2 separate regions of the Homo sapiens genome follow, and region 1 is linked to region 2. A link is an interaction called in ENCODE POLR2A ChIA-PET data of the cell type or tissue named here. Cell type or tissue: OCI-LY7. All regions are shown on one strand. Region 1 overlaps LOC101927045 (a long non-coding RNA gene). Region 2 overlaps NFATC4 (nuclear factor of activated T cells 4).

What was found. ChIA-PET counts read pairs that join two places held together with the same protein. Peaks named below come from ENCODE experiments on the same cell type or tissue, not always from the same donor. Only the 100,000 strongest peaks of a DNase experiment are listed, where the experiment ranks them.
Region 1: POLR2A ChIA-PET joins it to region 2 with 8 read pairs; 2 of 35 experiments call an interaction of 5 or more read pairs at or near these places.

What each region holds. Positions count from the first base shown.
Region 1 is chr14:24,461,521-24,466,520 of GRCh38, forward strand. All of the region lies in intron 2 of LOC101927045 (a long non-coding RNA gene), which reads left to right. Among named protein-coding and RNA genes, the nearest start is that of SDR39U1, 21 kb to the left of the region's middle. In OCI-LY7, no CTCF peak of the experiment used is centred here; DNase peaks (open chromatin) are centred at 2,021, 2,451 and 3,061; H3K4me3 peaks cover 1,561 bases; H3K27ac peaks cover 3,213 bases.
Region 2 is chr14:24,370,318-24,375,317 of GRCh38, forward strand. It overlaps NFATC4 (nuclear factor of activated T cells 4), which reads left to right. Exons shown (of 10, transcript NM_004554.5): 2 at 1-277; 3 at 2,124-2,286; 4 at 2,854-3,053; 5 at 3,378-3,550; 6 at 4,009-4,149. Among named protein-coding and RNA genes, the nearest start is that of NFATC4, 4.6 kb to the left of the region's middle. RefSeq lists an enhancer at 1-511. In OCI-LY7, no CTCF peak of the experiment used is centred here; no DNase peak of the experiment used is centred here.

The sequences.
Region 1 (5,000 bases), 91 kb after region 2:
CTAAACTTAACACACCCCATACCATTCTCTTGATTTCCATGGCCCCAAACTTGTTCCTTTGCTGGTTCTCCCAGTCTCAGCAAATGGCAGTGTAGTTTTCCCATTTGCTCAGGTCAAAATAAAAAACTTGGAGTCATCATTAACTCCCCCTGATCCATGAGCAGGAATGGTTGGATTTATCTCTAAAAGAAATCCATACATGCAATAAACCCATAATTAGGTATCTCACCATGTTCACTACAGCTACCATCTGGTACAAGTTAATGGCATCTTTGTCTGGATCATCATAAGGGCCTCCTTACTGGTTTTTCTGCCCTAACTCTTGCTCCCTTAGAATTTATTGTTCACTTGGTAGACGGAGCGATCCCTATAAAAACTTAAATCAATCATGCCACTCCTCTGCTCAAAGTCTTCCAATGGATTCTGGTTTCAGAATAAAAGCCAAAGATCTTATAAGATCTCAGGGGACCCTTGAGACCCCCAGTGATTTTGTCCTCACTTGTCTATATGACCTCACCTCCTGCCTGTCCTGCCCAAGTCACACTGGCTTCTCAGTATAGCGTGACAAACTTGCTTCTGCCCAGGGCCTTTTTGCTATTCCCCTGCTTGAAATGCCATGCCTCCAAATAGCCACATGGCTCTCCCAGACCTCACTTCCTTCAGGTCTCTAATCAAATGTCTTATTAGACATTATTGACCAGCATATTTAAAATCGGTTTTCTTCCTCACCTTTGGAACTTTGTTTTTCCTTCATCCTGTCTTATGTTTCATACCACTTATTATCGTCTGATGTATTGTGTATTTACTTGTTTGTTTGTTACCTGTCTCTTCTCACTAGAATGCAAACTCCACAAGAGCAGAGATTTTATTATTATTATTATTATTATACTTTAAGTTTTAGGGTACATGTGCACAATGTGCAGGTTAGGTACATATGTATACATGTGCCATGCTGGTGTGCTGCACCCATTAACTCGTCATTTAGCATTAGGTATATCTCCTAATGCTATCCCTCCCCCCACTCCCCACCCCACAACAGTCCCCAGAGTGTGATGTTCCCCTTCCTGTGTCCATGTGTTGTCATTGTTCAATTCCCACCTATGCGCGAGAACATGCGGTGTTTGGTTTTTTGTCCTTGCGATAGTTTACTGAGAATGATGATTTCCAATTTCATCCATGTCCCTACAAAGGACATGAACTCATCATTTTTTATGGCTGCATAGTATTCCATGGTGTATATGTGCCACATTTTCTTAATCCAGTCTATCATTGTTGCACATTTGGGTTGGTTCCAAGTCTTTGCTATTGTGAATAGTGCTGCAATAAACATATGTGTGCATGTGTCAGAGCAGAGATTTTATCTGCTTTGTTCACTCTTCACCCCAGAATTTTGGAGAGTACCTTCATTTTGTAGATGCTCAATTAGTATTTTTTGAGTAAATGAAAGAATGGTGGTTGAGAGTGCAGGTCCTGGAAAAAGATTCCCTGAGTTCAAAGTCCAGATCTTCTCTTTAACAACTGTGTGATTTTGGGCAAGTTTCTTAACCTCTCTGTACCTTAGTTTCCTTACAGTAATTGAGGATAACAAGTACCTGCCTCATAGAATTGCTATGAAGACTAAGTTAATACATTTAAATCTCAGATAAGTCCACAGCACATAGATTTGATAGATGTCAATCATCATCATCATCATCATCATCATCATCATATGAAATTATTAGCTGGGGTGTTAGAAATATAAGAAGAGACAGAATTTTAGAAATCTGGGAGAAGTGAGAGGATGCAGAACATACGGATGGGATTGGTGGAAGCTTTGTGTGGCAGATTGTATTTTTCGAAGACACCTGCAACAATATCTCAGTTTCACATGCTATTCTGGAAACTTTTCACTCCCTATCAAAAGGTAGAGCGTATGTACTTTCCCTTCAAGTCCAGATGGGTATTTATGACTGCCTCAAGTGATGTAACTTCCAAGACTAGGTTATAAAAATGCCACACACTTCGAACTTGTTTTCTTGAAATGTTCACTTTTAGAACCACCCATCATGCTATGAGAAAGTCCAAACTAGCCCATGTAGACAGACTACATAGGGAGGCTATATGGGTGTTCCTGCTGACAGCCCAGCTGAGGTCCTTGCCAACAGCCAGCATCAACTGCCAGATGTGTGTATGAAGATGCCTCTAGATGACTCTGGTCCTTGTTGAGTCACCCCCAGCCTTCAGGTATTCCCACATGAAGCACCAGGCTTCATGGAGCATAGCCCAGGTGTCTCTGCTGTGCTCTGAAATTCCTGGACCAGGCAATCGATGAGAATAATCCTGTGGTTGTTTTATGGCACTAAATTATGGAGCAGTTTGCAGTACAGCAACAGCAATAGGGTACTCAGGTTCAACTGTCAAGAGACCAGTCAACAGTGTAGCAAATAGATAACAGGCAAGAAAAGCCACACAAAACCAGGTGTGAGAAGTGGTCCTATTTCATTGCTTGGTCACGGATTACTGAACAGGAGATTTGAAACCCTTAACGGCATATCTGATCAGCAGGGGTTTAATGGGAAGAAGATGATTGGAACATAATTCCAGAGTAAAAGAAAGATATATGAACAAGCAGATGAGGGTAAAGTGGTCCTGTATGTGAGGAAGGCATAAGTAATTTTAAAACAAAAATTTATAAAATATCTATGGGAGGAAATTACATTTTCATGTGAATCTGAAAATCACACTCACATATAATAAAACATTTGCGATTTGATGATGCAATATACTCTTGGAGGTTGCTTGAGAAGGCAGATTGTCAGATGAAGTAAACTTGTGTATTTATTGGCTTACTAGAACATATTTAGCATCCTTTTTTGGGAACCACTGAGTGAGTGAATGAGGTGGTAAAGTATACTTTTATTTTTCAAGATTGAATGGATAAAACAGTGAAACATGAGTGTAAAAAAGTGGAGGTACTCTTTTTTCCTTTTTCTCTTAATATATATGTATTTTTTTTTCTTTTTCTTTTTCACACCTGGCGAACAGGAAATAGTGGTGCTCTTTATTGTAGATCACCTGACTTGTCCCAAAGACTGAGTAAAAAATGAGATGATAGAAGCTGTTAATTGAATGCAAACAGTACTACTTGATGAAACAAATGGTGGAAAATGCCTTATTATGATGGAAATTAAAGGTGATGTTTTTAAGATCTGGGGATATAAAAATAGACTGGCATATAAACCAGGCCAGGTGTTAGCTATAATTCTTTTAGCAGTGGTGTTTATGCCCAGTTAAATTCAATATCCTCATGGGAGAAGGGAGATAACTGAGATAAAATAGGCAAATTAGTTAATGAAAAATTGAAAAATAGAATATGAAAAGGTAATAACCCATATGAGCCAGGTAAATTACAGACACAGTGGAAGTTCAAGAAATAACCATTTCTGGATCAATATTTTCATGTACTTAATATTTTTTCCTTGGTGATTAATAGCATAATCAAAGAGGCTGTTATGGGTAAAAATATGTCTCTTAAAATATGGTAAAATTGACAAGGTGAGGAAAAAATGAGGTCACTGAAAAGTGTTAATTATAAATTAGGAAACCAAAAATTCTCACAGGGACTGAAAACCAACTTAAAAAAAAAAAAACCAACGTACCAAACTTTTTTTTTTTTTTTTTTTGAGACAGGGTCTCTCTTGCCTAGGCTGGAGTGCAGTGACAAGATCACAGCTCATTGCAACCTTGACCTCCTGGGCTCAATCGACCCTCCCACCTCAGCCTTCTGAGTGCCTGGGACTACAGGTGCACCCCAGCATGGCTGGCTAATTTTTGTATTTTTTTTTTTTGTAGAGATAGGATTTTGTCATGTTGCTCAGGCTGGTCTCAAACACCTGGCCTCAAGCGATCTATCCTCTTCGGCCTGGAAAGGTGCTGGAACTACAGGCATGAGCTACCATGCCCAGCTCAAACCAAACTTTTAATTGCAGCATGGTGCTCTGCTAATGTAACTCAGTGAGCAATCACAAAGTGAACACATCCCTGTTACCACCACCCTAGTCAGGAAATAGGACATCACCACATCAGAGGCCCCCCGACAACCATGTGCCTCATCCTAATTCTTAACATCTCCACCCTCACCAAATGTGACTGCCATCTTGACTTTTAACACCAAAGATTAGTTTTGTTTGTTTCTGTTCTTTATATAAGTGTGCTGACACAATAGGTCTCCTTTTAAGTTTGGCTTTTGCTCCCCTTAACATTATGCTTGTGAGATTCATCAATGTCATTGTAATAGCAGTTAATTTTTGTTGCTGGGGAGTATCCTATCGTATCACTGTACCATAATTTATATGAATAAATAAGTAGTATTTATTCATTCTACTGTTGAAGGAATTTTGGGCTGTTTCACATATCATGCTATAATGAATATTCTTGTTCATGCTTTAGGATGCAGAGATTTCTTTTGGGTGTGTTCTTAGGCATGAATTGATGTCATAGGATATGTGCATTTTCAGTTTCTCAGCTGATACTGAGAAAGTGAAAAGTGACGGAGCTGTTAACGGCACTTCCTCTAATAGTGTAGGAGAGTTCCAGTTGCTCTCCTTGTCAATATTGATATTATCAATCTTTCTAACTTTAGCTATTCTAATGAGTGCATGCTGCTATTGCTCATGGTTTTAATTTCTAATTTTTTACTGATGAGGTTAGTACCCTTCATATATTTATAGTTCAGTTGGTTATCTTACTTTTGTTAACTTTCTGTTCAAGTCTCTTATCTGTGTTTCATTGAGTTGTCTGATGTTTTTTCTTATTGATTGATAGGCACAACTTGTAAGTTCTGCATGTGAGCCCTTTGTTGATATATGTGTTGCAAGGATCTTCTCCCATTCTACGGTTTGCCTTTTTCGCTCACTTAAAGGTGTCTTTTCATGAGCAAAAGTCCTTCTTGTAGTCTCATTTTTAAAATCGTTTTTCCTTTAAGGCGATAATTCTCAATGATAGGGTGAGTATTTTTCAGG
Region 2 (5,000 bases):
GGGACCCGGGCTCCCCTGGTCCCTTTGACTATGTGGGGGCCCCACCAGCTGAGAGCATCCCTCAGAAGACACGGCGGACTTCCAGCGAGCAGGCAGTGGCTCTGCCTCGGTCTGAGGAGCCTGCCTCATGCAATGGGAAGCTGCCCTTGGGAGCAGAGGAGTCTGTGGCTCCTCCAGGAGGTTCCCGGAAGGAGGTGGCTGGCATGGACTACCTGGCAGTGCCCTCCCCACTCGCTTGGTCCAAGGCCCGGATTGGGGGACACAGCCCTATCTTCAGGTGAGGGTTGCGCCTGGCACTACCGCTCTCTCTAGCCATTCCAGTAGGGGAGCAGGAGGGTCAAGGGATGGATTTGAAGACACTAGTTTCATGCCCTCTGAATTTCAAAAGAGTATCTGCAACCAGCTCAGCAGCTGCCAACTACCTGGTTTTAAAGAGAACTAGAAAAAAAAGTGCACCTCTGGATGATTTACAAGAGGGCAACAGTTCCCTGTGGGACAATTAGAAAAAGCCCCTCCACCCTCCCACCCCTAGCTATTGTAGGAGGATCAACTAGGTTAAGGAGGTGTTCCTGTAGCCTATAGAGTGCTCCCAAGCCCCCGCTCTGCACTGGCATGTGGCTGAGTGTGGAACTTGGGCTGGATTTCAGCCTTCCACTCTGGCCCTTTCAATAGGTGCCAGACCTAAGCAGATTTCCACTCTGTTGCAGGAAATTCCCCTTCTGCATTCCTTAATTTCTAGAGCCTGACCTACTAGCTTAAAAGTATAGCTGCTAACTTGAATAAAATAGCATATATTTGCAAGTCAAATAATTCATATTAAAACTTGCAGTTCTATTCCTTCCACCCTCAGAGAATCTTGCCCATTTCAATAATCTTAAATCTTGAGATGTTAGACTGAGCTGGCTCTGTCCAGAAAAGTTTCTAGGGGAAAGAAACGTTAACACTGGTACCCCTGGGTTTCCCATAGGGCAAAGTTTCTCAACCTCAGCACTGTTAATTCAGCACTACTATTTTGAGCAGGATAATTCTTTGTTATGTGGGGGTGTACTGGACATTGTAGGATGGTTTAGCAGCTTCCCTGGCCTCTACCCGTTAGATGCTAGTAGCACCCACTCCCCTAGTTGGGAAAACCAAAAATGTCTTCAGACATTGCCAAATATCTGGGCAATTACTTGGGGGGCAATTACCAGTTGAGATCCACTGTCCTAGGGTATCAGGGAGCACAATACAGGATAAGTTGTCCCATCTGAAACCCTTAGCTCCCTGGAACTCCACCTATCAAGCCCCAACTAGTGGAAAGGGAGCTGGCTTGAGAGCAGAATGTGCTCAGTCCTAGGTCTGTCAGTAGCTGCTGGCTTCAGTTTCTTTCTCTCTCTCTCTTTTTTTTTTCTTTGAGACAGTGTCTTGCTCTGTCACCAAGACTGGAGTGCAGTGGTGTGATCTCACTCAGCCTCAACCTCCTGGGCTCAAGCAATCCTCCTGCCTCAGCAGGAGTAGCTGGGACTACAGGAGCACCAACTCGCCCAGCTGCTTTTTGTATTTTTTGTAGAGACGGGGTTTCACCATGTTGCCCAGGCTGGTCTCAAACTCCTGGGCTCAAGCCATCCTCACACCATCCCCTACCCCTGCCTTGGCCTCCCAAAGTGCTGGGATTATAGGTGTGAGCCAACGCACCTCAATTTTTTAATTTGTAAAACAAAGGGTTCATATCTGAGGCCTTTTCTGGTCTGAAGCGGCACTTCTTTTTTCTTTCCATCCAGGTCTAGGGATTGAGATGGGCTTGAGAATCCTCTGTATCCAAGTGAAGCCTTTCCACCCCAACCCCTGCGCTCAGAGCTGGGAAGAAGGGAGTTTTAGGCTTGTTGTCATCTTTCACACCTCAAGGGGCTCTGTCCCCTACTTCCCCTTGCTTCTGGACTTTTGGATTTCTTCATTTCTTTGTCCTTTTTTTAGTTTAAAAAAAATTCTTTTTTCCCTTCTTTTCACAAGTGTTAATGTACTTCTTTATTTCTTCTGTGCTTTCCTTTCTCTCAGACCCATACCCCCTCCTCCCTCACAGATCCAGTACGGGCCTGACTGGGGTCTGAGGCTGCACATGATCAATGCTCTTCTCTCCCACCCAGGACCTCTGCCCTACCCCCACTGGACTGGCCTCTGCCCAGCCAATATGAGCAGCTGGAGCTGAGGATCGAGGTACAGCCTAGAGCCCACCACCGGGCCCACTATGAGACAGAAGGCAGCCGTGGAGCTGTCAAAGCTGCCCCTGGCGGTCACCCCGTAGTCAAGGTAAAGGACAGACAGCAGGCCTGATATCCTCTCTCCTCTCCCAGATAGGTTCCAGCTATGCAGACACATGGCACTGCCCTTTCCCACACTCCCTCTCAGCTCTGACCCTGCAGGCAGCCTGGGGGAGGGGCTGGAGTTGGGGGAGGAGGGGTGCAAGGACCCGGATATACTTTCTACTCCTGTCCTTCCACCCCCACTCAGCTCATCCCATGGGACACCAGCCTCATGTCTACTCTGGAAAATGGTGGCCCGCCAGATATGGGGGAGGGTTTAGGCTGAGGACAAAAGTCACTGGGAGTTAAGTTTTCTCTGTATTGAGTTGGGCCAGTCTCTTTGGAGGCTCTTCTGCCTTTGCCCAGCCCACTTTGGGCTTTATTCCAAGAAAAACACTGTGAACTCCAGGCCATGTTTTCTCCACAACGGGTGCCCAGTTCCCCAAGGGATTCCCTTGCAGGATATCCTTTATCTTTCACCATTCCCATCCCATGGTAGACTGAAAATCTAGGGATGAATAAAGGATGAGACGGTGGGGATTTCAATGAGGTGGCCGCTCTCTCCCTCTGCCAGCTCCTAGGCTACAGTGAGAAGCCACTGACCCTACAGATGTTCATCGGCACTGCAGATGAAAGGAACCTGCGGCCTCATGCCTTCTATCAGGTGCACCGTATCACAGGCAAGATGGTGGCCACGGCCAGCTATGAAGCCGTAGTCAGTGGCACCAAGGTGTTGGAGATGACTCTGCTGCCTGAGAACAACATGGCGGCCAAGTAAGTCCCATGCAACTTCCCCTCAGTCCGCAGGCTTTGTACTAGCTTTCTCCACTGGGCCTATGCTAGCCCACTTCTTCCTTTTCCCAGAAGAGGTAGACATTTTTCCTAGGAGCTGGCTTCAGGCCTACCCACCATCTGGAAGAGGACTTTTGGGGTTGGGGGTACCCCAGAGAGGCCATCTCTGGGTTAGAAAATAGCCTCCTAGGCACTCATCGAAAGTCATTCAAGGCTTTGGATGGAGGGCGGGAACTTCCCTCTTTAGGGATGTATCACCATTTTGGCTTCAGCTAGGAGGGCTTGCCATCCATCCTTTGCCTCCAGCATTGACTGCGCGGGAATCCTGAAGCTTCGGAATTCAGACATTGAGCTTCGGAAGGGTGAGACGGACATCGGGCGCAAAAACACACGTGTACGGCTGGTGTTCCGGGTACACGTGCCCCAGGGCGGCGGGAAGGTCGTCTCAGTACAGGCAGCATCGGTGCCCATCGAGTGCTGTGAGCAAAGAGGCCCTGGGCCATGTCTCTGTCTCTTGCAACTCTTTTGTCTGTGTGTGTGTGTCTGTCTGCCCATTCCCTCTGCAGCGTCCTGTGCCCTGTCTGTCCTGGGTAGCTCTATAGAGGACTCAGCTTCTTTCTATTCTAGTTTGCCCCTGCCACAGACTCTGTCTCTGGGGTGGCCCAGAGTGACACTGGACCCTATCTATTCCTGGGGTGCCCTGTGCCCTTGTTTGGGAAACTCCCTGGTCTACCCTGTTTAACCCTCTCTCTGCTCTGGGAGCGGCCCCTTACATGGTGTATGTGACTCCATGGATATTACTGGTTTATTTGTGTGTCTACTGCTGAGGAGGGCTCCCTCAGAGCCCTGTGGCAGTTTTCCCAAAGAGGGTGGGGACAGAGGAGGCCACCCCTCCATGCCCAGCCCAGCCAGTCCTCTTCCTTGCACTGCTCTGCAGCCCAGCGCTCAGCCCAGGAGCTGCCCCAGGTGGAGGCCTACAGCCCCAGTGCCTGCTCTGTGAGAGGAGGCGAGGAACTGGTACTGACTGGCTCCAACTTCCTGCCAGACTCCAAGGTGGTGTTCATTGAGAGGGGTCCTGGTGAGTACCTGCTGGGGAGGGGAGGGCAGGCAGGGAGAGCTTGGGAGTGGCAGGTGAAACATCTCTGGCATTGTCACTAAACTGGCCAGTGGAGCCTCAGTTTTTTTATTTGTAAAATGGGACAGACAGACTACCCTTTCTATTATACTGTCTGCTTTCCATGTGGGATGGGTATGACAGCAATCTAAAATGTTGAGGATGCTGAACAAATGGAAGCAATGCACATTCTGTCTAATAAAGAGGAGTCTGCTTTGAGATAATTTACCCCCATGTAGATAGGGTATATGAGGAGAAGGGAAGAGGTGATTTACACCCTCACAGCTGCCCGCTGGGCCCCTCTTGAGTTATGGGCAGTGATTAACAGAGCCTGTTAGGTGCCCCAAGATGGAGCTACAGGAGTGGAGGAAGGGAAGACTGAGGGTTTGAGTTGCCAGCACCAACCTGAGGCCTTTGCCCTCTCCAAACGCTGCTCACCAAGAGCCTCAGTCCCTATATTCTTTTTTTTTTGGTAGCAGGATCTCACTTTGTCACCCAGGGGAGTGCAGTGATGCTGCAATCACGGCTCACTGCAGCCTCAACCTCCTGGGCTCAAGCAATCCTCCAAAAATATTCTGTGTAGAGACAGGTTCTCCCCATGTTGCCCAGGCTGGTCTCAAACTCCTGGACTCAAGTGATCCTTCCACCTTGGCCTCCCAAGGTGGGAGTGGTGGGTTCTGGGATTACAGGCATGAGCCACTGCCTCTGGCCCCTATATCCAAATTTAGCATCCTGGGACCATGTCAGAGCTTCTCCAGAGGTTCTAGGTCATGATACTTGGGGGTCTCATTGCGTTCTGTCGAGCTAGGACCCTT